2 separate regions of the Homo sapiens genome follow, and region 2 is linked to region 1. Evidence: read pairs that join two places in POLR2A ChIA-PET (ENCODE). Cell type or tissue: B cell. All regions are shown on one strand. Links, peaks and the distances in the headings refer to the core of each region. The heading gives the core; the rest is flanking DNA.

Region 1 (11,092 bases), core at 1,708-9,707:
TTATATGAGGTACTTAGAGTAATCAAAATCATAGAAAGTAGAATGGCTGTTGCTGGGGGATGGGAGCAGGGGGGAGATGGAGAGTTGTTTGTTTGTTTGTTTGTTTTGTTTTGTTTTGTTTTTCGAGACGGAGTCTAGCTCTGTCTCCCAGGCTGGAGTGCAGTGGTGCGATCTCGGCTCACTGCAACCTCTGCCTCCCAGGTTCAAGTGATTCTCCTGCCTCAGCCTCCCAAGTAGCTGGGATTACGGGTGCCCGCCAGCATGCCCAGCTAATTTTGTATTTTTAGTAGAGACGGGGTTTCACTGTGTTGGCCAGGCTGGTCTGGAACTCCTGACCTTGTGATCCACCCACTTCAACGTCCCAAAGTGCTGAGATTACAAGCGTGAGCCACCGCGCCCCGCCAAGAGTTATTGTTTAATGGGGACAGAGTTTCAGTTTTACAATATGAAAGAGTTCTAGAGATGGATAGTGATGACAATATTATGAATGTATTTCATACCACTGAACTATAAACTTAAAAATGGTTAAGATGGAAAAATTATGTGCATTTTATCACAGTTTTAAAGGTTAATGGGAAAAATTACTGACAGAAGACAAGAAGTTGATGAAACATGTGTGGCAAAATCTTTATGGCTGTTAAATCCGGCTGATGGCATATGGAGATCTATTATATGTTTTACTGTGTGTATGTAAATATTCATGATAAAACTAAATTTTTTAGTTCCAGAAATTTTTTTTTGGTGCTATTCTCAACTCTTTCTAGGAGCTCTTCTAATTTTTTGTTCATGCTGGGGTCTGGCAGCTGACTGAGCAAAGTCAAGGAAGCATAAAACAGCAGAGCAGGTGCAGGGAGCAACAAGCACTTCAGCCTTGTTGGTGCATACAATGTGAACAGAGAGAAGTAAGTAATGAAAATGGAGCCTCTAGCAAGGGCTGGCTAATGGGCTGCCCTGTAGGCCTCAGCAGATGATGTTCTCTCCCCGTTCTCTACACCCCTGGCCCACCTGCATTCCCCTGCAGCTGCAAAGGAGGACAGTTTCCAGCACACTGACAGCTTCCTGCTTCAAGCATCTGTACATCTTGCTTTTCCTCTGCTTAAGGTTTGGGTATCATGGGAGTTTCCTCAGCTGACAGCAGGTATATCCTGGAAGTGAGGGAGGCAGGATCTTAATCTTAACAATGCAAGGCGGGACTTAGTGGGAAAATGCCCCAGCCTTCTACCCTCCGATAGGATGATTCAGAGGAATGTTCCACACAGTATCGCAGAGGACCTACAGGATTGAGCTGCAGTTGCCTACAGGGGGAACCATGTGCACCCAAATTCTTGTCTCAAGGTGTGGTGATTTGAAAATATATTCACAAATTCTTTGACACTCCTCCCTTCAATAGATGGAGCTAATTTCCCTCCTCTTGAGTACGGGCAGATTTAGTGACTGCTTCTAAGGAATAGACTACAGTAGCTGTGATGTGTGTCTTCCAAGGCTAGGTCATAAAAGACTTTACAAATCTCCACCTTGTTCTTTTGAATCATGCCATGGATGCATGCAAGCATGCCTATCAAGGGACAGAACCAAGGCCCTCTGACAATATCCATCTGCCTGAGCCATCTTAGAAGTGGATTCACCAGCCCCAGTCAAGCCTTCAGATGATTGCAGCTCCAGCTGACATCCTGATAGCAACCCAGTGAGAGCCCCTGAGCCTGAACCACTCAGCTGAGCTGCTCCCAAATCCATAACCCACAATAACTGTAAGAAATAATGAGTGTTTGTTATTGTTTTAAGCTGCAAACTTTTGCAGTAATTTGTTCTGTAGCAATAGATAATACGCAGGGGCTGCTGTTGGGTGAAGCCACATTAAGACATCAGCCGTGATGAACCTTCAGGACGTAATCTTACAGATGGGGAAATTACAAAAGGTTTTAAAGGGAAGCTCCCACCCCAACTAGCAGACCCTACCTCGGGTCTTTTTTCTCTTCAGGCTGCCCACTCTCCCCATGGCCATGGTTCGTATTCTCATCTGAGGTAGCAGAAGCACAAATTGAATGTTTCAAAAATGAAACATTTGTTTTATGATTGCTCTTCTCTTGATGTTGAGAACTCATTAGAATTTTCCTTTGGTCTTCCCCAGCACAGGCATTTTGGTAGGGGGCTTCCAGTCCTACTCAGGATCTGTTTGGTACAGTTCCACTGCCACACCCCACCCACTAATTTCCTCCCTCACTCCAGGCTCACCAGCCCCATAGAGCATGGGGCCACAGTATGGTGCCTAGGGGTTGGGGGTGTTCCACGGCCCTGTCTGACTGTGCATTCAGATTCCTGTTCTCTATCCCCCTGGCCCACTTGCATTCCCCTGCAGCTGCAGAGAACAGTTTCCAACACTGACAGATTTTGGCCTCAAGTATCTGTACGTCTTGCTTTTCCTCTGCTTAAGGCTTGGGCATCATGGGAGTTTGCTCAACGGAAGGCAGGTGTACCCCAGAAGTGGGAGAGGCAGGAACACACACATCAGTAATTGTGTGGCTACTGATGTCCAAGTGGCCTTTTCTCTCACCTCAGGGCCACTTAGGCTGCCTCTCTCATCTGGGATAGCCAAAGAACCTGCATTCTTGAGTGGGGCACTTCCCCCAGAACTGAAGTCACATTCTACCCCCCTGTCAATCCCACCCTAGGGGAACAATCCACGTGCATCCCTGGAATGCTCTCTTAAGGTGCCTCTACATCAGGGCATCCCAGGGAGAACCCATGGCTCCCAGAAACTCTGGAAGTGATCACTATTTTCCCTCCTCCCAACACCTGTGGCTCTGGCCGCGTTGCAGGGTGGAGGGTTCCTTTTCGTGCTCTCTGTGTGATGGACAGGATGACCTCTTTCCCCACTGTGGGAGATGCTGGCAGTGTCCACCCACCTCCTGTCAGCACTTACCTGACTGAAGCTGCCCATGGGAACATTTTGAACAAACAGGAAGTGCCAGGGGATAATGCCCGCAGGGCAGCCCTCAACTCATGATTGAAGGGATCAGTGTCAGCTCTTTATTCCCTCAAGTGGGGTAGCAGAACCATGCTCTACACTTTCCCAGAGTTCCCGGTGGGACTGCGCCCTCCCAGTGTCCCACGATGGTAACCTGCTCCACACACCCCATGTGGGGGTCCTTCACTTCCCCACCGTGCACCTTCCAGCTCTGCAGCTTGCATTCGAGTCTATGTCTCAGTGTCTGCATTTGAAGGAACTATGACACACACAATTACCACTGAATTTCACAGATGTCTCCTTCTAAGAGTGGAGATAAGAAGAAGTTGCCCATCACTCTGAAGCTTCTAAAAATAATTTTCTCAAAACGAAATAGCAAAAACCCTCTCTCCACCCAAATGCAGATATCTCCTTTCAGCCTCTCTGATCCTGAGTGAGAATCGTCTTCTCACATGGCAGCATGATGCCCCTTGAACTTAATCACGTGGGGTCTGGTGTCTTCAGAGGTCCGTGGCAGGGTGTGGGGCTGGGGAAAGGAGGACAGATCTCCTGTGGTGTCACAAGTTATTGCCACAAGCAAATACTTCACAAAGCACTTGGTAGGCTTTGACAAGCCAATGACTATTCTAAACCTTTACCTGGACCTTGTTTCCAAGTTCCAGAACTTAGGACCCTCTACTCACCTGAAGCCACCACGGGATGCCTCTCAAACTGGAAACATTGCCGTCCCTCTCCACCAAAGATGCTTCTCCTCCAGCCCCATCAGCCTCTCTCAAAGCCTGGCTGTCAGAGTGATTCCTTCTTCTCTGTCATTTTCCATACTCAATCTATCACCACATGTTGTGGGTTTTTCTTGCAACCACCTCCTGAGTCTACCCTTGTCTCTCCACATCCACTGTTACCCCTGATAGTAGATCGCATCACTTTTCTCAGTTCTTCACTCACCCTGAGTCCATATCCTTTGCCATGTGCCTTTGCAGCCCCTCCCACTAAAGGTGGTATGTTCTTCCATATGCCTTGACCTTGGGCTTGGCCGTGTTGGCTGACTTCAGCCAATGAGCTGTCACAAAGACTTGAAATGTGCTTGTGTGGCAGGGCTTGCTGTCTTGCACTTCAGACATCATCAAGAGAACATGCTCTGGCTAGCCTCTGGGGCCTGGAGAATGACAGACATACAGGGCAGAGCTGCAGCAGGAAATAGAGCTATCCCACCTGCTCCCTACCAATTATCATTATTTTAAGGGGCTTGTTAGTTACACAGCAATACTGTGGCAATAGCTGACTGATCCACCCCTGTAGTCCAAATGACCACAGTTTCGTTTCTTAACTTCCATAGTAATCTCTTAACCAGTTTACATGTTTTAATTTTGCACCTTGCCACTCCATTGTATAAACGGCAGCCACTGTGATATTTTTATTGTAAATTTGATTGCATCTTTTCCTAGTTTAAAGGGTTTCAATGGCATCCCCTTGCAATTTTTTTAAGATCAAGCACTTCTAATGGTACAGCCATTAAAGGGTTTAAGTGTGTAGATCTCAAAAAGAAAAACAGAAGGCAAATGCACTTATCAAGTAAAGGGAAAAATGCAAAAAAAAAAAAAATTGGGAACAAAGAAATCCTATGCCATCACTCCTACAAATACAACTTCTCAAAACCACATTCAGAAACAATCCTAAGTTTATACAAGCGCGTTCGTAACACTAAACAAAACCAGAATTACAGAAAGCTCTCAATTTATTCTATACTCCATCTCTGTTTTGGACTCTGCAGTAGCTTGTACTGTGTCAACCAAGCTAAGCTGGAGTCATATCTCCCAGAATTCCCTCCCCTTTGTGTGTCCAGGTCAGGGCTGGCCACAGGAGTAACTTGTGCAAGATTTGGAAAGAGACAGACAGCAGCAGCAGCTGTTACATTTGGAAGATGGGTGCAGGCTCTAGATGCCACCACAGCTGCATCTGTCCCCATCCCCATGGCCTCATCTGCCTGAGGCCAGTCAGACCGACAGCTCCTGCTCCTCACATTGGACCTCCTACATTTGCAGCTCTGAGGGTTTTTTAAATTTTTAAATTTTTTGGATACAGGGACTCTATTGCCCAGGCTGGAGTGCAGTGGTACAATCATAGCTCACTGCAGCCTCGACCTCTTGGGCTCAAACAATCTTCTCACTTCTCAGCCTCCTGAGTAGCTGGGACTACACGCACACACCACCATGCCCGGCTAATTTTTGTATTTTTTTGTAGGGATTGGGTTTCTCCATGTTAACCAGGCTGGTCTTGAACATTTGGGCTCAAGCAGTCCTCCTGCCTCACTCTCCCAAAGTGCTGAGATTACAGGCGTCAGCCACCCGCACCCAGCCCACAGACGTCTTCTGTAGGTCACTCCAGATGTATGAAAGACAGACAGGTTCCAATTTGTCCTCATGGGTTTTGCTGTGGCTTCCTGGGTCTCCATTCATGTTTGCTTTTTCCCACTTCGTGTCAAGCTTTTCTTTGTAGCCTGCCCTGGCTGACCCAGGTTTACCACTACACACAAAGAACAGCCTTCCGTAGATTTTTTTCATCGTTTCCACTGTGACATCTTTCTGATCTTCCAGTGATCCTTACAGGTGTTACCTCACCAGCTTTTCCCACAAGGACATAAGGTCTAACTCCTATAATAAACCCATGATTCAAGGGCATCCTATTGCAATATGACTGAAACCCCCAGCTCCTCATCGTGGCCTGCAATACAAGGCATGACATGGCCTCTCCCATCTCATCTTATGCCCATCTCCTCCCTGCTTGCCTGGGTACGGTGTCATCATTCCTTCAGAACAAGAGCCAATTGACTGGATATCATAATTACATTCTCTGTTGAGTCACTTAGATGCTTCAAGTCTCTCCTCCCCACCATTCCTGATTGCCTGGGTCTGGGGAGGAAGAGGTTAAGGTTGTTGGAAGGCCTGGATAGCTTGGGCCTGTTCTCAATCAGAGCACAGCAGGAAGGCGTGGGGCTGCTTGCTGGGTCGGGGAAGTCTCCATAGCAAAGCGATTAGGTCAAGTGTGGGAGAGAACATGCTGAACGTTCATCTCTGTGCACGGAGGAGGGTGGGCTGGGCCAGGGGCAGGAAGGATGGGCGGTCAAAGTCTCAAAGTGGTAAAGCCCTGGGAGTTGGCTTTGCATCTGCAGAGATTTGGCCAGCTCTGGGCGGAGGGTCAGCGTCTCAGGCATCTCATGACAGGCTGGAATGGGTCAATGGACCAGTCTTGCTGGCTGTGCTGTCCAGCCCTCCCCTCCTTGGCTTCTTCCTGATATTTCTTGGCCCAGGAAGCATGTCTGTCCTCCAAGAAACTTCTCCCAGCTGGCTCCTCTCAGCTGGCTCTGCATCGCCGTGAGAGGTGGCGTTGGCTCCCCGTCTGGCCCTGTGGTTTGGACCAAGTACACACATAGGGGAAGGTGAGCTGTGTCCCTGAAACACGACAGGAATCAGGGAATTTGACTTGTCTTGAATATTGTTTCTTGGCTGCATAAGTGGAACATGAAACACCTCTCACCTCCCACCTTCTGTTCCACCCACGCTGGACCACACGCTGTTCTCTGGTCGAGCCAGGCTCCTCATGGCTTTGAACTTGCTGCTGCCTCTGCCTAGAATGTCCTTCCCCATCTCACCCTTAAGACCTGACCCAGATGTCACTCCTTTTATGAGGGAGTTCTCTTCTACACTGAGTCCTGTCTTCCTAGGGGCTTCTGTGTAGTGACTGTATTACATCCCTGGTCTCTACCTTTAACCTCCACACAGAGCACCTGAAACTTTTTAAAAAAATATAATTTAGGCAGGGCGCAGTGGCTCACACCTGTAATCCCAGCACTTTGGGAGGCCGAGGTGGGTGAATCACAAGGTCAGGAGATCGAGACCATCCTGGCCAACATGGTGAAACCCCGTCTCTACTAAAAATGCAAAAATTAGGCAGGCGTGGTGGCGGGCACCTGTAATCCCAGCTACTCGGGAGGCCAAGGCGGGAGAATAGCTTAAACCCAGGAGGCGGAGGTTGCAGTGAGCCGACATCGTGCCACTGCACTCCAGCCTGGGCAACAGAGTGAGACTCTGTCTCAACAAAAAAAAAAAAAAAAAAAAAAAAAAAAAAAAAAAATATATATATATATATATATATATATATATATGAAATTTAATCTCTACTTTGAACCTCCATTTGGCTGGCAGCAAAAATCATGCTGGTCAATTTCTGAGAAATGTGGTCATTTTAGGTTAAAATTTACTTACTTCTGAAATGTTCCTTTCTGCAGTCCCATTCCCACCTTCTCGCCAGGGTCTCATCTCTGTTTCGGTGGTGGTGGGCTGATGGAACATGGATGTCGTCATGGTTCTGGGCACAGCATCCTTCCTCCCTGGCTACTCCCAAGATGTTTGAGCTTCCATGTGGTCTCTGGCAAGACTCATGGGTCCCCTTGTTCCAACCATGAGATGCCCTCAGTTCCCCAGCTTTCTCCCATCTGACTTCCATGCCCTTCTCAGGGTTATGGGAAATGTTAGCTGCTCTCCTATAACATCCTACATCCCCTAGAAGCTCTCTGGGTCTACTTAGGTCCCTCTGCCACCAAAGATGCCTGGGCAGCCCTATGCCATGGGTACCATGTTACTCCAGATGACTGATGGGAAGTGGGGCAGGTCTCTACCTTCAGATCCCAAACTCGTATGAAATCTGACGGTCTTATTGTCCACTCCCATCCTTCTAGATATAACCCTAGAGAGAGGGCAGCATGCTGGATACTCTCAGGATCCATCCCCTCCAGTATCTAAATGACTTGCTTCCCCAGCTCACCTCTCCCTACCTGCCTTCCCCCGACCCTCTTCCCTGACCCTAGTATCTTTACTTTTTAACCGTTTTTTTCAAGCTGGGATCTCACTCTGTCACCCAGGCTGGAGTGCAGTGGTGCAATTCCAGCTTACTGAAGCCTCCACATTTCAGGCTCAAGTGAGCCTCCCACCTCAGCCTCCTGAGTAGCTGGGATGACAGGGGCAAGCCACCATGTTTGTCTAATTTTTTATTTTTTAATTTTTTGTAGAGATGGGGTCTCTCTATGTTGCCCAGGCTGATCTCAAAGTCCTGGCCTTAAGCAATCCTCTTGCCTTGGCTTAACTATTTTTTTTTGACTAGTTAATATATGCACATGGAACAAAAGGAAGTCAAATAGTACAAAAGAACACTCATATTTGTATATAATTTATTCAATCCTACATTTCTTCGGATATAATCAATTGACTCTTCACCAAGAGTAATGACAAAACCACTTTCTCCCAAATCCTCTCTCTTCTCTCCTCCATTCAATTTGGGCTGGTTATTGCTATTATTAGTTCTACTGCTTTACTGTTCCGTAGGGACACTGTGAGTGTTTGTATGAGAAAAATCGTCTTTGTCCAAGACAGTCAAGCATTTTACAGTTTGCTCATTATCTTTGGTCCCCACACACCAAATGACATCAACACTCTCAAGCTCCAAGACCACCAAAGAAGCAGATGCTACCTCTGGCCAACAGCCTCTCTCTAGAGGGTTCTTGTATAACTTCACACTTATTTGTATCCCTAATAGCTGGGCTACAGACTTTAAACGTATCTTTTCTTGGCCTTCAACTACAAAAAAATGAGAAAATCAAGATACTTAACGCATTCTTACCTTCATTGGGTTTTACAGTTTCTGCTTTATAATGGTTTATAGCATTTGTTTTGTTTCGCAACCATAATTCCAATAGTTGTTTTAATTGTAATCCCGAAACATAAATGTATTCAGTGCTCATTATTGGTGTTTTTGCTTCTGTTTCTCATTTGTTTACTAAACTTGGTCTTTCTGTATTTTCTTCAAGGTAGCTGAATTTTTGTAGTTTTGAAAATATATGCATGTTCTTTATTTGGACTACAGTTTGGGTTGATATGAAGTTCCTGAATCATGTTTTCTTTCTCTGAGGACACCATAGTAGCATATGTGGCACAAGATTGTTTCATTGTATTCTAGCTTTGAATCTTGCTGTGCTGATGTTTGTAGTCAATCTGATTTTTTTAGCTTTAAGTTCACGGGTAGATGTGTAGGTTTGTTATATGGGTAAATTGTGTGTCACAGGGGTTTGGTATACAGATTATTTCATTACCCAGATAATAAGCATTGTATCTGATAGGAAGTTTTTACGATCCTCACCTCCCTCCCACCCTCCACCCTCAGGTAGGCCCCAGTACTCAATGTTTAGCTCCCACTTAAGTGAGAACATGCAGTATATGATTTTCTGTTACTATGTTAGTTCACTTAGGATAATGGCCTACAGCTCCATCCATGTTGCTGCAAAGGACATGATCTTGTTCTTTTTTATGGCTGCATAGTATTCCATGGTGTACATGTCCATCACAGCATTATTTTCTAAAACTTCTACATTTTTTTTGTAGATTCAGGGTCTCACTGTGTTGCTCAGGCTGGTTTCGAACTCCTGGGCTCAAGTGATCCTCCAGTCTTGGCCTCCCAGAGTTCTGAGATTACAGGTGTGAGCTACCACACTTGGCCCTTGTAGGACTATTCACAATAGCAAAGACATGCTGTTATTTTTTAATGGATGATCTGATCTTTCTACTGAATAACCAGAAACTCTTTATCTTTGAAGCATGGCACTATTAATAGGATATGTTGGTATTGGTTAATCTGTTACTTTAGCAATTCATTTACTGAATGTTCATTGGGGGCATTATTTTAAGCACTGGGAACACAGCAATAAACAAAAAAGGACAAAAACCCCCATCCTCATATCTCAAGGAACATACATTTGGCTGTAAACATACATTGGGCATAGTTTAGAAAAAACTATATCCATTTTCCCAGAACATAGTATGGTCTTTCAATCTATAAATTCACATTTTCAGTTTAGGAAAGTTTTTTTTAGTGTATATATTTGAATGCCAATTATACATATGTTGACTTTCTTCTGCATTTGTTCTATATCTATTATTTCTTCTCGTCTTAAAATTCACTGTTATTCTCCATGTTACTGCATTCATTTTTCTGAAATGTACCTTCCAGGCTTCTAGCTGAATTTTCATAGCGTTTTGCTCCTCCATTCGGTCTTTTGTTTCTGTGATAGTTTTATTCTTCTCTTTCACTTCTTTTCCTGAGTCCTGGTAGCTTATATTTCTCTTCTTTCCCTTGTCTTGTAATTCTTTTCTGGTGCACTTGTAATTTCTCTTTTTTTTCTTTTCGTTGTCTTCTTTCTTTCTTTCTTTTGTGCTTGCTTGATTTTTTTTTTCTTTTTTTTTTTTTTTGGACAGGCTGTCACTCTGTTGCCCAGGCTGGAGTGCAGTGGCATCATCTGGCTCACTGCAGCCTTGACCACCTGGGCTCAAGTGATCCTCCCACCTCAGCCTCCCAAGTAGTACAGGCACGTGCCACCATGCCCAGATAATTTTTTAATTTTTTTTGCAGAGATGGGTTTTTGCCATGTTGCCCAGGCTGGTCTCAAACTTCTGGACTCAAATGATCTGCGTGCTTTGGCCTCCCAAGGTGCTGGGATGACAGGTGCGAGCCACTGCACCTGGCCTGTAACTTTTCTTGGAGTAATTGTTTATAGATAATTTTTTTTCATTAAGTTTCTGAATTCATGAGAAAATTCTTGGTCCCAATTATCATCTATCCAGGACAAAGTCTTCCTTAAATGTTAGCAAGAAGTCTCTTTCTGGCTCATTGGAAAGCTCTGAACAACAGAGTTGTGTGTGTGCATGTGTGTGTGCATGGTGGGTGTGGTGGTAGATTGGCCTTTCCTATGCCAAACACAGACTGTGTAGTTTCACCATGGTAATATATATATATATATACACACACACACACATATATATACATATATATACATATATATAATCAATATCTATAATTTTGAACGTGTATTCAATTTGTATTGATAGGGTAACATTTTTCCCACCAAGTAATTGGTATTTCCTTCCAAAAATGGAAGGGGAGCTTTGGTGGAATGTAACCCTGGGGTTAAAAAAACCGGAATGGATTCCTAGGAAAATTTTATGACATATCCCACGTAATCTGAAACATGGTTCAGTTACCAAATTGTTTATAAGCACTTTGTTTAGCAGGAAGGTGGCCAAG
Region 2 (11,092 bases), core at 1,627-9,626, 110 kb after region 1:
TTCTTGTAGAGACAGGGTCTCGCCATGTTGCCCAGGCTGGTCTCGAACTGCTGGGTAAAGTGGTCCTTCCGTCTTAGCCTCCCAAAGTGTTTGGATAAGAGGCATGAGCCACCGCACCTAACCTAGACTTAACTCTTAACCTTCTTTTTCTCTTCCATTGCTCCTGCAGCTGTGGCTGCCTGCAGCCCATCCTGCCCCCAGCACCTAGAGTCATCTTTAGAAATGCAAGCCTGATCGTGGAATCCACCTTCCTAACACCCTTCAGTGCCCTCCTCTTCGTTACACCCTTACTATACAAACGATAGTCCATGGACCAGCAGCATCAACATAACCAGGGAGCTTGTTAGAAATGTAGAATCTGGTCCATCCCAAACCTGACGAAGCAGAAGCTGCATTTTGCCAAGATCCCAGGGAATTTGTGTGCCCGTTATGGTTTGCGAAGTGCTTCCCAAGAGAACATACGGCAAGCCAGAGGGATCTTTGCAGATCTTGCTCCTTTCATTCTCTGGCCTCATCTTGTCGCTCTCCTCCATCCGTGCCCACATCCCCACTGTACTGGACCGCTTGCAGCTCCTTGAATGCAGCATAGTCTTGTTTTCTTTTTTGCAGTGATTCTACATCTTTCCCATCTTCTCCACCTGGATGCCTCCATCCATCCTTTCAGACTTCCCTTCTCTAGCAAACCTTTCTTGCTAATTCCCATGTCTAACACAACACTTCCCCATACTGCATGGCCATTATCCTTTCTGCATCAGACTGTGAGCACCTTGAAGGCAGTGGCAGTGACTCATTCATTGTGGCATCTGCAGATTCCAGTGGACTGCCAGGCATGCAATAGAAAATCAAAAAAGATTTACTGCTAAATAATCCTCAACTCCAGTGGCAGCTCCATGTGCCATTTCTCTTCCGCTCTGGCCTCGGCTCTTCCTGTGCCTACCTGGGGCTTGGCTTTCACCTAGGTGTCTGCATGGAAGGGAGAGCGACCTGGAGGACCATCGCCAATCCATCAATAGCCTCCCGGTTGAGATGACTTCAGCTCTGATTTGGAAGAGCTATGATATTGTTTATAGGAGTGAATTAATATGTGTAAAGGTTACAAAGTAAACAGTTAAATTAAATTAATTGTGCTGGAGCAGGTCAAACAGGCTTCTGAGAGATGAACATACACATCTCTATTAACTCCACATTCAGTGAGTGTGGGTAACTTGAAATTGGCTGGGTCACCATTTACATCATAGAAATTGGCAAATAGTACAAATTAGGGCTCCCTCACCCCTACTCGGGCATAGAGCTGGTACACTAGCACACCTCTGGTTATACATGCATGCGTGTGCCACCAGAACAAAACACCTAACAGCAGGCACGTTGCCTCTGTTGCCCACCATTACAGCTCCCGCACGGAGCAGACAGACTCATGGCAGGAATTGAATGCATGTTTGTCGAGTGGAAGCATGAACAAATCCACAAAATGCCCAAGATGAGGCAAAGAAGGACATTGGCTCAAATGTTAAACATAAGTTAGGAGCTGAGATAATGCCCAGAGGAAAAATGTTCTGTAATTCTAAGTAAAACCCATCTCTAAGGCAGGATGCTGCTTATGAGGGCTCCACAGACAGATGGGGGAGGCCTGGGTCCTGCCCTTGGAAAGAGTCTGACAGCTCGACTTCTGGAAACAGCCATCTGCACAGGTCAACATCTTCTTAGCTGACAGGGAGCAGATTTGCAGACCACATCACATTTGAAATTCCAGAAGAAACTTCTTGGAGTCTGCTCTTGTGCAAATGAGCCTAGAAAGCCCGTTAACTTTGGGTGGAGGCTTCCACTGTTTGGCTATCCCAAGTGGGCCCAAAGCTAAGGAAAACCCACCAGCCCTTTGCTTCCTGCTTCCTCTATTTGTTTGCCCCAGGAAATCAGAGGTGATGACATGATTTGGCTTGGGCACGACAGGAATAAACGATATTTAAGAGACGTCATAAGCGCCTCCATTTTGTTCTTGATTGCTAAGTAGCCCCGAACCAAAACAGCCAATTAAAAAAATTAGAATCTTAATTACAGATTTCGAAATTCCAGCACACCACAACCGACATGGCTTGCACCTAGCCGGGACCCTGCCTGCACCTTACCCTCTGCTTCGTTCTTGAAAATCCCTCTCCTTGGTGCTGAATGTTATTTTTTTGAGCATGGAGCCCCTGGTTGCAAAACACCCTTCCCTGCTGGATGCTGGTGTCACCTCTGATAAGCCTGTGCATGTAATTCTCCCTTGGACACGGGGTGTATGGAAGGTCTCCTCCCCGCAACCAGTACCTCCCCTCTCCCTCCCCACCACCCACCTCCCACCATCAAGGGAGGGCAGCTGTGTGAGTTCATGTGGCCTTGAACTGCCTGCTTCCAGCTTCCTCTAGTTCCTCTCTGGCCTTCTGCCAATTTCCTTCGACAGATTATAGCCAAACCTGTTGGAGTCAAAACAATTTGCATTGTTTAAGAAAGCAATGCTTTCTCACAAAAGGGTTTGCATTAAAACAAGATCTGGGAATCCCCAGGACGGATGGGAGGGCGGGAGGGGCGGATGGAGGGATGAAGTTCAGTTTAGGGTACAGGGCATCTTGGAGGAGGCAGTGACACTTGCTAGAAATGTAGAATCTGGGACTCAGCGGGGTGGCTCACGCCTGTGATCCCAGCCTTTGGGAGGCCGAGGCAGGCGGGTCACCTGAGGTCCGGAGTTCGAGACTAGGCTGACCAACATGGACAGACCCCTGTCTCTACTAAAAATACAAAATTAGCCTGGCGTGGTGGTGCATGCCTATAATCCCAGCTACTCAGGAGGCTGGGGCAGTAGAATCGCTTGAATCTGGGAGGCAGAGGTTGTGGTGAGCCGAGATGACACCATTGCACTCCAGCCTGGGCAACAAGACTGAAACTCTGACTCAAAAAAAAAAAAAAAGAAAAAAGAAAAGAAAAGGAACGTACAATCTGGTCCACCCCAAACCTGCTGAAGCAGAAGGTACATTTCACCAAGATTCCAGGGAATTTGTGTGCCCATTACAGTTCAGTCCAGGGAACAGGGATGACACTTGAGTATTGGAGGATGAGCTCTTTTGGGGGGTCAGCTTTGTGCTGACCAGGAAGATCCCTTTAGAAGGGGCATGGTCAGTGCATGGGGCTCATTTCAGTCTAAGGCCTCTCATCCAATGCCAGAGGAGCACATTCTCCACCCTCTGTTTGGGGTCTGGGGCTCACTGTGGGAGGGAGGCCTCGGGGCTTTAGTGCTCTGGGGGTGGAATCTCGGTCGCTTCCCCGTGCATGCTCCTGCTCCAAAGTGAGGCTCCCTAAAGCCACGGGCCCAGGGGAAGGCTCCCATTTGCCAAAGCTGAGTCTGTTTTTCCGGGGCAGTCTTTGGATGATCTGGAATGTGCTTTGAGATTTCTCAAAGTCATAGTATTTTAGTCTCATTTTGCAGGGAATATCTGAGTTATTCCCATTTTGTAGGGATGCATTCCCAGAGGCATGAGGGTTGGGCTCCTTTTTCTTCCACTGGGGAAGCTGGGTGCCCACTGAAATGGGGTCTTCTGCCAGCACTGAGGATAAGGGAAGAGGAAGCCCTCGCTCTTCTCTGACTCGTGGCCTCTGGGGAGACAGCAAACTCTTAGCCTCTGGCCTGAGCCAGGCTCACCAAGAAGTCTGTTCCTCAACAGAGTGGTGTCTGAGCCAGAAAAACTGAAACTGGTCATGATGCCATGTCTGTGTAAGTCTTGATCACTCGCCTGGCAGGTGTGGTCTGTGACAGTGCTGGTTACATGAAGGCACATGGGCCCTGCTGTCACATTTCAGTAGAGACTCTGGTAGACTCAGGATGTGTCATGCAGCAACACAGAGACAGCTTAGGGTGCACGTGTCCATCCATCTACAGCCATGACAAAAAAGTCTTGGGTGCAGGAAAAAGATGTGACCACACCATAGGTACGATGTAGGGCCTGGGGTCCTTGACCCAATCAGCCACCACCCCAATCCAGTCACTTGTTGTCAGAAAACTTGAGGTAGAGCGTGTGGGCGGCTCAAGACAAACTTAAGGTCACTGCCTGGGACACCCTATTAGGACCAGAGGGTGAAGTTTCTAGACATTGTCAGGCATATCCTAAGCAAGGTAGGGTGTGAGGGGCACCAGGGAAATGCTGGTTGTCTGCCAGAGCCTGGAGGGGAGGAACAGCATGGGCTACTTTAATAGTGTTCTCAATTCTCTGCTCCTTTTGAGCTTTTGGATCTAGAGGGTATTCTGGCTGGAATGCAAATACTTGCATGTGTAATTTTAGTAAAAGTCAGTAAAAAGGCCAGGGCATAACCTCACCTCAAGCCTTCCCAGTTGCTGGGGTGTGTGGAGCTGTGCAGACACACCACCCTCTGAGTTGGAAGCCTACACACTCACTGCCTGTTTTCCAGGCTTCTCATGCAGATGTTTTGGGCCAAGGACCAGGTTTAGAATGAGAATTGCTAACAGTTTTAGGAGGATTTTCAAATGGTCCTCATGGCCGAAAGTTTTAGAGAGCTTTAGGTGTGCCGTTTGCAAAAGAGAGAAGATGTGTAGGCAACATTTGTAGAAAAGGTGGCTTCTCATAGTTAAATGACAGAAACTCTTCCAAATTAATGCCGTAAACAGCTGGTGGGAATAGGATTTGCTCCAGCTATGTGCGAGCATAGCCCGGTCATGGCTGGTAAAATTTAAATTACACACAGGCTTTGTTCCAGAAATTTTGCACGTGTGAATCTATTCCACAGAAACAGAAGTACCAGACTGCAATGTAGTATGTACAAGGATGTTTATTGTTTGCAGTGGCAAAAAACTGGAAATAATCTGAAGGCCCATCAACAAGGCAATGATTCAATCAATCATGATACATCTGTATTAAGTGAGATTACGTAGCAATCCAAAAGAATGAGTCAGCTATCTAGATAGCTGTTGTTCCAAAGAGTTTCATGATGCAATGTTAAGTTAGGGAAGCCAAATTGCAGATGAATAAATATTTTACATACATAGTATTTTTAAAAGGCATAATCAAGTTAAAAAGCCCTCACTTGTGTATCTGAGCACAGTTAAGGTGGAGCCTACATCTCAGGCTGGAAGGAGGGGACAGGACGGGGGAAAATGGGTGGGGAGGAAAGAAAACAAAGAGTAGGCAGGGCGTGGTGGCTCACACCTGTAATCCCAGCACTTTGGGAGGCCGAGGCAGGTGGATCACCTGATGTCAGGAGTTCGAGACCAGCCTGGCCAACATGGCAAAACACTGTCTCTACTAAAAATACAAAAAAATTTGCAGGGCTTGGTGGTGGGCACCTGTAATCCCACCTACTTGGGAGGATGAGGCATGAGAATCGCTTAAGCCTGGAAGGTGGAGGTTGTAGTGAGCCAAGATCACGCCACTGCACTCCAGCCTGGGCAACAGAATGAGACTCTGCCTCAAAAAAAAAAGTATAGAAAAATGAGTAGAAAGCATTGAATTAAGTTAAGTAAAAATTTAGAATATAAAAGCTCACTTTTTTATTGCAAATATGAATGTTTACATACGCAAATGCTTAAGAACTAGGAAAGTGCAGGGGAAACAGCAAACACTGACTCAATCAGATGCTGGGATTGTTGTATTATTTTGGTCTGGAATATCTGTTGTAATTTTCATGTCACTTTTACAATAAACTTATATTTTAAAAAGTCAACACTTAGCAGGGGCTACGAAAGCAACGGTTGGCAAAATTATGCACACTGCAAAATGACGATATCCAGAATAATTCAGAAGCCCCTCCCAATGTCTCGCACATAGTAGGCACCCCATTGCCCCTTTGCTAAAGTGAAAAACTAAACTCAGCCTTTATTCCACCCCATGATTCATCAACTTGAGCAAGAATGTTCAGGCACACACGCGTTCGATTAAAAGCCCCATAAACAAATTTTGCATTTGAATCACCATATACACATTCACGTCATGCCCCACTGAAATCTGGTTGCCGGGACTATTAACAGAATGAGAAAAGGCAGCAATTACAGAAAATGAACGACATCATGGCCTAAGCGTTTTCACATCAGAAATGAAGTCATTTGGCTGACGTGGCTGCACGTGCTGTTGTAATTAAACTTAGGAGAGCGAGGAAGTGAAATGTCAGTGTCAGCCTCTGAGTACTTTCTCTTTCTTTCTCTCTTGCCATGGTTATTATTTTTTTAATTAGAAAGCAGGAAATAACCGTAGAGGATATGTTCTGTACTTTTTTCTTGCTCTCTGATCTAGAATTAACAGGACCGTGGAAGCAGAAGGCGAGTGTAGCTCTGGCAGTGACGTGAACCCCAGTCCTGGCTGCAGGGTGGACGTCTCCTCCATGTGCCCAGTGTAAGGCTGTTTCTTTGTGCTGCTCTGCCCCCAAGTCCTCCGCTCACTTTCAATGTTAAAACCTTCCAAATGTGTCCTTGAGAAGAACACTGATAGCTGAGGGGACTCAGCACAAGAGGTGCCCTCATCAGCACTCATGTTCTGCAATGCTTTGGATAAATTGTCTGATAAAATGCATGTTCCCCCCTTACAAACTCTCTTTAAAGGAGAAATGATAATATTCAGTGGCTGTTTTCTCCAAATATAGTTCAACAACTCCTGGGAGTCTCTGAGAGTGGCCTGGAGCGCCTGTAGGAGCCTCTTAGAGCATTCAATTCATTGTTTTAAATTTAAAACAGATCTTAAACATTACTCATATTGTGTTATATATATTTTTAGCTAATAAGGTGGTGTATCAACTCCTGCTTATGGCATGGATTGCATTCTTTATTGGGTCTCCCTAAAGACACAGCTTTATTTTTTAAAGCTTTTTGGTGAGTAATTGTATTTTTGTAGTGACAAGTGGTTTACAGAGATGATGGCCTTCATTAGGCTGTCTTGAAAGAAATGAGAGACTTTGCATAGAACACAGATGTAAAGGGATTATATTTAAAGATACTCATATGAGTGCACATAAAACATGCATGTAGGGTTAGGGGAACATTAGAAGCAAATATGCCACTAACATTTTGTTTTTCTTAAATACATGCAATGTTTCAGGGATGGGAACAGCAAGCACTTACCCTTCTTTTGAAAAAAAAAAAAAAAAAATTGAATCCCAGCACTATGGGAGGCCCAGGTGGGTGGATCACCTGAGGTCAGGAGTTCAAGACCAGCCTGGCCAACATGGTGAAACCCTGTCTCTACTAAAAATACAAAATTAGTCAGGCATGATGGCACACACCTGTAATCCCAGCTACTCGGAAGGCTGAGACAGGAAAAGTGCTTGAGCCTGGGAGGCAGAGGCTGCAGTGAGCCAAAATCATGCCGTTGCACTCCAGCCTGGGCAACAAGAGTAAAACTCCATCTAAAAAAAAAAAAAAAAGAGAAAGAAAATCTTCATGCCACAGGCACATCCTGCTGTATATGTGGTCTGCTCTGGGAATCAGCTTCCAATAACATTTCCTTACAGTATGATTTCTGGGCCTTTGTCTAGCTTTACTTGTATTTTAGTTTAATTCCTTTAATCTATTTTAGTTTAGTTAGAAGGATTAAAATAGCCTCCATGTACCAGTCAAAGTACACAGCCACCAGCTCAGGTGTTTTCATTTATTTCTAAACATGGAGCTTTCACAATTTCATTAGAGATACATGTTTGGATGTGGGTCCCTGTGAGACATAAAGTGATCACCAGACAGCTCTGGAATTGGACAGAGCAGAAAACCTGGGGTTAGACAAGCCAGGGTTGAATCCTGGCTCTGCCACTTTCTAGCTGGTGATGCTGGGTGCAGTACTTCAGCTCTCTGGGCCTCAGTTTCCTTATCTGTAAAACGGGAATACACCTACCTCTAAGAGTTGTTGGGAAGTACTGTGAAGCAGGTGGCGCAGTGCCTGATGTGTTCTTCTCATCAAGCATTTACTACTAATCTAGTGTGCCAGACGCTCTGCTAGGGGCTGAGAATGGAGTGACGGAGAAGCCACAGTCCCCCATCTATCAGAACGCAGGCACATACCAGGGCGCATACGTGAGAGCGGCATTTGCAGTGCGAGTGCATCGCCGCTCCTGGGCACCTTCAGAACACGCGTGGGTTTGGGGGAGAAGAGCTGGGTCACTTGCCAGGATTTGCTCGCTGCTGCACTCTGTACTGCCAGCCTCCTGGCAAGCTTATTTCACCGTGAGCCAGATCAAAGCCAGAAGGCAGAGGAGCACTGGCTGGTGCATGGTGACCCGAAGTCCTGCGCCCCTCTCCAACCAAAACTCGCAATGCTTGAGGGAGCAGAGCTCCTGGACCAGCCGCCAGAGCACCTGCTGGTGGAGCTTGTTGTCTGGCTTCTGGAACTCCCCCTGGTTCGCCGCCTGGGTGGCATTGATGCAGCCGGTGACAAATGCCTCCTTGGTCACATTAGCCTCAGAGCAGCCGTTGTAGTGGATGCCATCGGGGAACTGCCAGTAGTTGGCCTCGTAGTACCTGTTGCCCTCGGCTCCGAAGTCAATGTCGAGCTTGCGGCCTTGCTTGATGAAGGCTCCCGGGCGGTTCTCAGCCACCTGGGCCTCAGTGATCTGGGCAGTGCTGGGCAGGGCCTTCCGGTTCCACTTGATTCTGTGCTTGATGCCCCTCGTCTGGACCGCAGAGAGGTGGCTGAAGAGCAGCATGCAGACAGTGGCCAGCCACCACCAGCTCAGGTGCTTCCTCATCGCGTCAGAACCTGCCAGAGAAACGGCGGTGGGTCAGCTCCCCACCAGGCCTGCCTGGGCTCCCCTGCCCCCTCCCAAGTGCAGGAGATTTTAAGGAAGGAATCGCATCCTTGTGCTATTTATGTGGTCTCAAAAGCATAATTGTTTCCCCATGTTTGGGTTGTGCAGGGTTAACTCAAACACCGAGCTCCTTTGCTATTGCTAGGATTACATTCACTCAGGGCTCTGGTCCCGGTTTCCGAGACAGGTAAGAATGGCAAAGGGCAATTATAGTGGCTTTGAATACGCATGGGAAAATAAAGGAGTGGTGACTTAATACATGTAGGTTTTCTTTGATACTCCCAAGTCTTTCAAATCAAGAAATCCCTGGGAGGAAAATACAATAGAAGAGTTGGAATCAAATGCTGGTGGGCATGGACTATATGTGTGTGTGTGTGTGTGTGTGTATACACGTATATATATACACATATATATGTATATATACACGTATATACACACACATATATACATATATACACACATATATGTATATATACACACATATATATATACGTATATGTACAGACACACACACATACACACACACACACACACACACACACACACACACACATATTTTAGAGACAGGATCTCACTCTGTTGCCCAGGCTGGAGTGCAGTGGCATGATCATAGCTCATTGCAGCCCTGAACTCCTGGGCTCAAGCAATCCTCTTGCCTCAGCCTCCGGAGTAGCTGGGACTACAGGCACACACTACCACACCCAGCTAATTTTTAAATACATGTTGTAGAAACGGGGTCTCACTATGTTGCCCAGGCTCAAGTGATCCTCCCACCTCAGCCTCCCAAAGTGCTGAGATTACAGGCACGAGCCACTGTGCCGACTTTAGATTGTACTTTCAATCTCCCCTCTTTGTTCTTTATTGCTCTGAGCTGGCACTGTCTTGGGGGCATTCTGCCATCCATTCTGAGGAATTCACTGGCTGCTGATCCTAAAGGGCTTTGCAGTAATGAGAGAGAGAGGAGGAGGAAGGAAGGGAAAGATGGAAACGTAGCAAAGGGACCCCTGCCTCCCCTATGTCCAGGGGTCAAGTGTGCTCCAGGCATCCTTTCCAATCTCACCCCTGGGGGACAGTGTGACCATCTGCTTATCCTACTGGCTTTTTATTGCATACTTTCTTCATGCCTGCCACCGTGTTAAGCTCTTCTCTGACATTGCCTAACTTAATTCTCACATAGAGTAGGTACATTATTATCCCCATGTTATAAATGTTGTCCTGGGATTCAGAGAAGTTAAGTAATTTGCCCAAGGCTGCACAGCGGGGAGGTGGCAGACCTGCACTGGGCTCTGTCTAATGCTGCACTGCATGTGTCCACTAGCCATGCCCCACTGCCCATCTGGGTTTCAGGAGAAGACAGTGCTCACACACTGTGCTTTTCACTCACTGGGTATGATGCCCCCTGAGCTGGGCAAAGGGCAAAGGGCAGGGCCCTTGAGGAATTTCGGAGAAAACGAGATGAAAGGGAAGACAGGAGGGCCTGGGGGAACACCAGGAGGGTCCCGGGTCAAGGTGGCCCTGGGACATCCGAAGGGCTGCCACTGATGTCATGGAAAAGCCCCTCACCCCACACCTTAAGGTTGCCTGTCACATTCGGCTCCTGAATCTACAATAGCCATCAAGGAAATCCACTTCCCAAGGCCGACTGTCAGGGCATTCTAGCACCTGGGTCTTTGCCTGTGTGGATTAGGGAAATGGAAGGAGTTCCCATACCGGAGCTTGCCTAAGCTGTCTCCTAGGCAAAGACTTACTGTGAGGCCATGGGGCCCCAGAGCTGGAGGAGGCTGACAGGGAGCTTGTTTCGCCCCTCACACACCCTCCACCACCCTGCTGCAGCTTCCCTAAAAGTGGCTAATGTTCCTCTGATAAAATGTTCAACTCTGATGCCACATTGCTCCTTATATTAAAAAAAAAAGGCAAAACACAGCTGAAGTGATCTCTAGAAGCACATCCAGTCATCTCTAGAAGCCTGCAAAGAGGCCTCACTGACCTTTCCTTGCTTGTAGACATCGCCTCGTCTTTGTCCCAGGGTGGCTATGAGCATCTGGACCCCCTCACCCCACTCTCTCTGCCTCCTGAGCACAGTGAACTCAGACTGACTTTCTCCAAAGAGATCCAAGCATGAAGCAAATATTCATTAGTCTCCTAAATAGGGCCATACTCCACATCATTCCTTTTTTAAGGAGAAATCTTAAATAAGATTAATGGCATAATAGATCATTTCAGGTGAGTCAAATAAAAAAAATAAAAGCACAGCATTCTTGAGAAAGAGATTAGTTTTCATAGGCAGAAGCTTAAAGGCAAAACAAAATCCCAACCCACAAACCCTAAA

What was found. Peaks named below come from ENCODE experiments on the same cell type or tissue, not always from the same donor. Only the 100,000 strongest peaks of a DNase experiment are listed, where the experiment ranks them.
Region 2: POLR2A ChIA-PET joins it to region 1 with 5 read pairs; 4 of 35 experiments call an interaction of 5 or more read pairs at or near these places.

The regions. Positions count from the first base shown.
Region 1 is chr20:4,830,884-4,841,975 of GRCh38, reverse strand. No RefSeq gene overlaps it. Among named protein-coding and RNA genes, the nearest start is that of RASSF2, 13 kb to the right of the region's middle. RefSeq lists an enhancer at 5,676-6,175. In B cell, for the core only: no CTCF peak of the experiment used is centred there; no DNase peak of the experiment used is centred there.
Region 2 is chr20:4,722,163-4,733,254 of GRCh38, reverse strand. It overlaps PRND (prion like protein doppel), which reads right to left. Exons shown (of 2, transcript NM_012409.4): 2 at 4,795-8,714. The coding sequence starts at 8,703. The coding sequence ends at 8,173. It overlaps PRNT (prion locus lncRNA, testis expressed), which reads left to right. Exons shown (of 2, transcript NR_024269.1): 2 at 170-1,973. Among named protein-coding and RNA genes, the nearest start is that of PRND, 5.8 kb to the right of the region's middle. RefSeq lists enhancers at 3,639-3,748, 6,113-6,202. In B cell, for the core only: no CTCF peak of the experiment used is centred there; a DNase peak (open chromatin) is centred at 6,084; H3K4me3 peaks cover 1,134 bases; H3K27ac peaks cover 2,312 bases; H3K27me3 peaks cover 386 bases.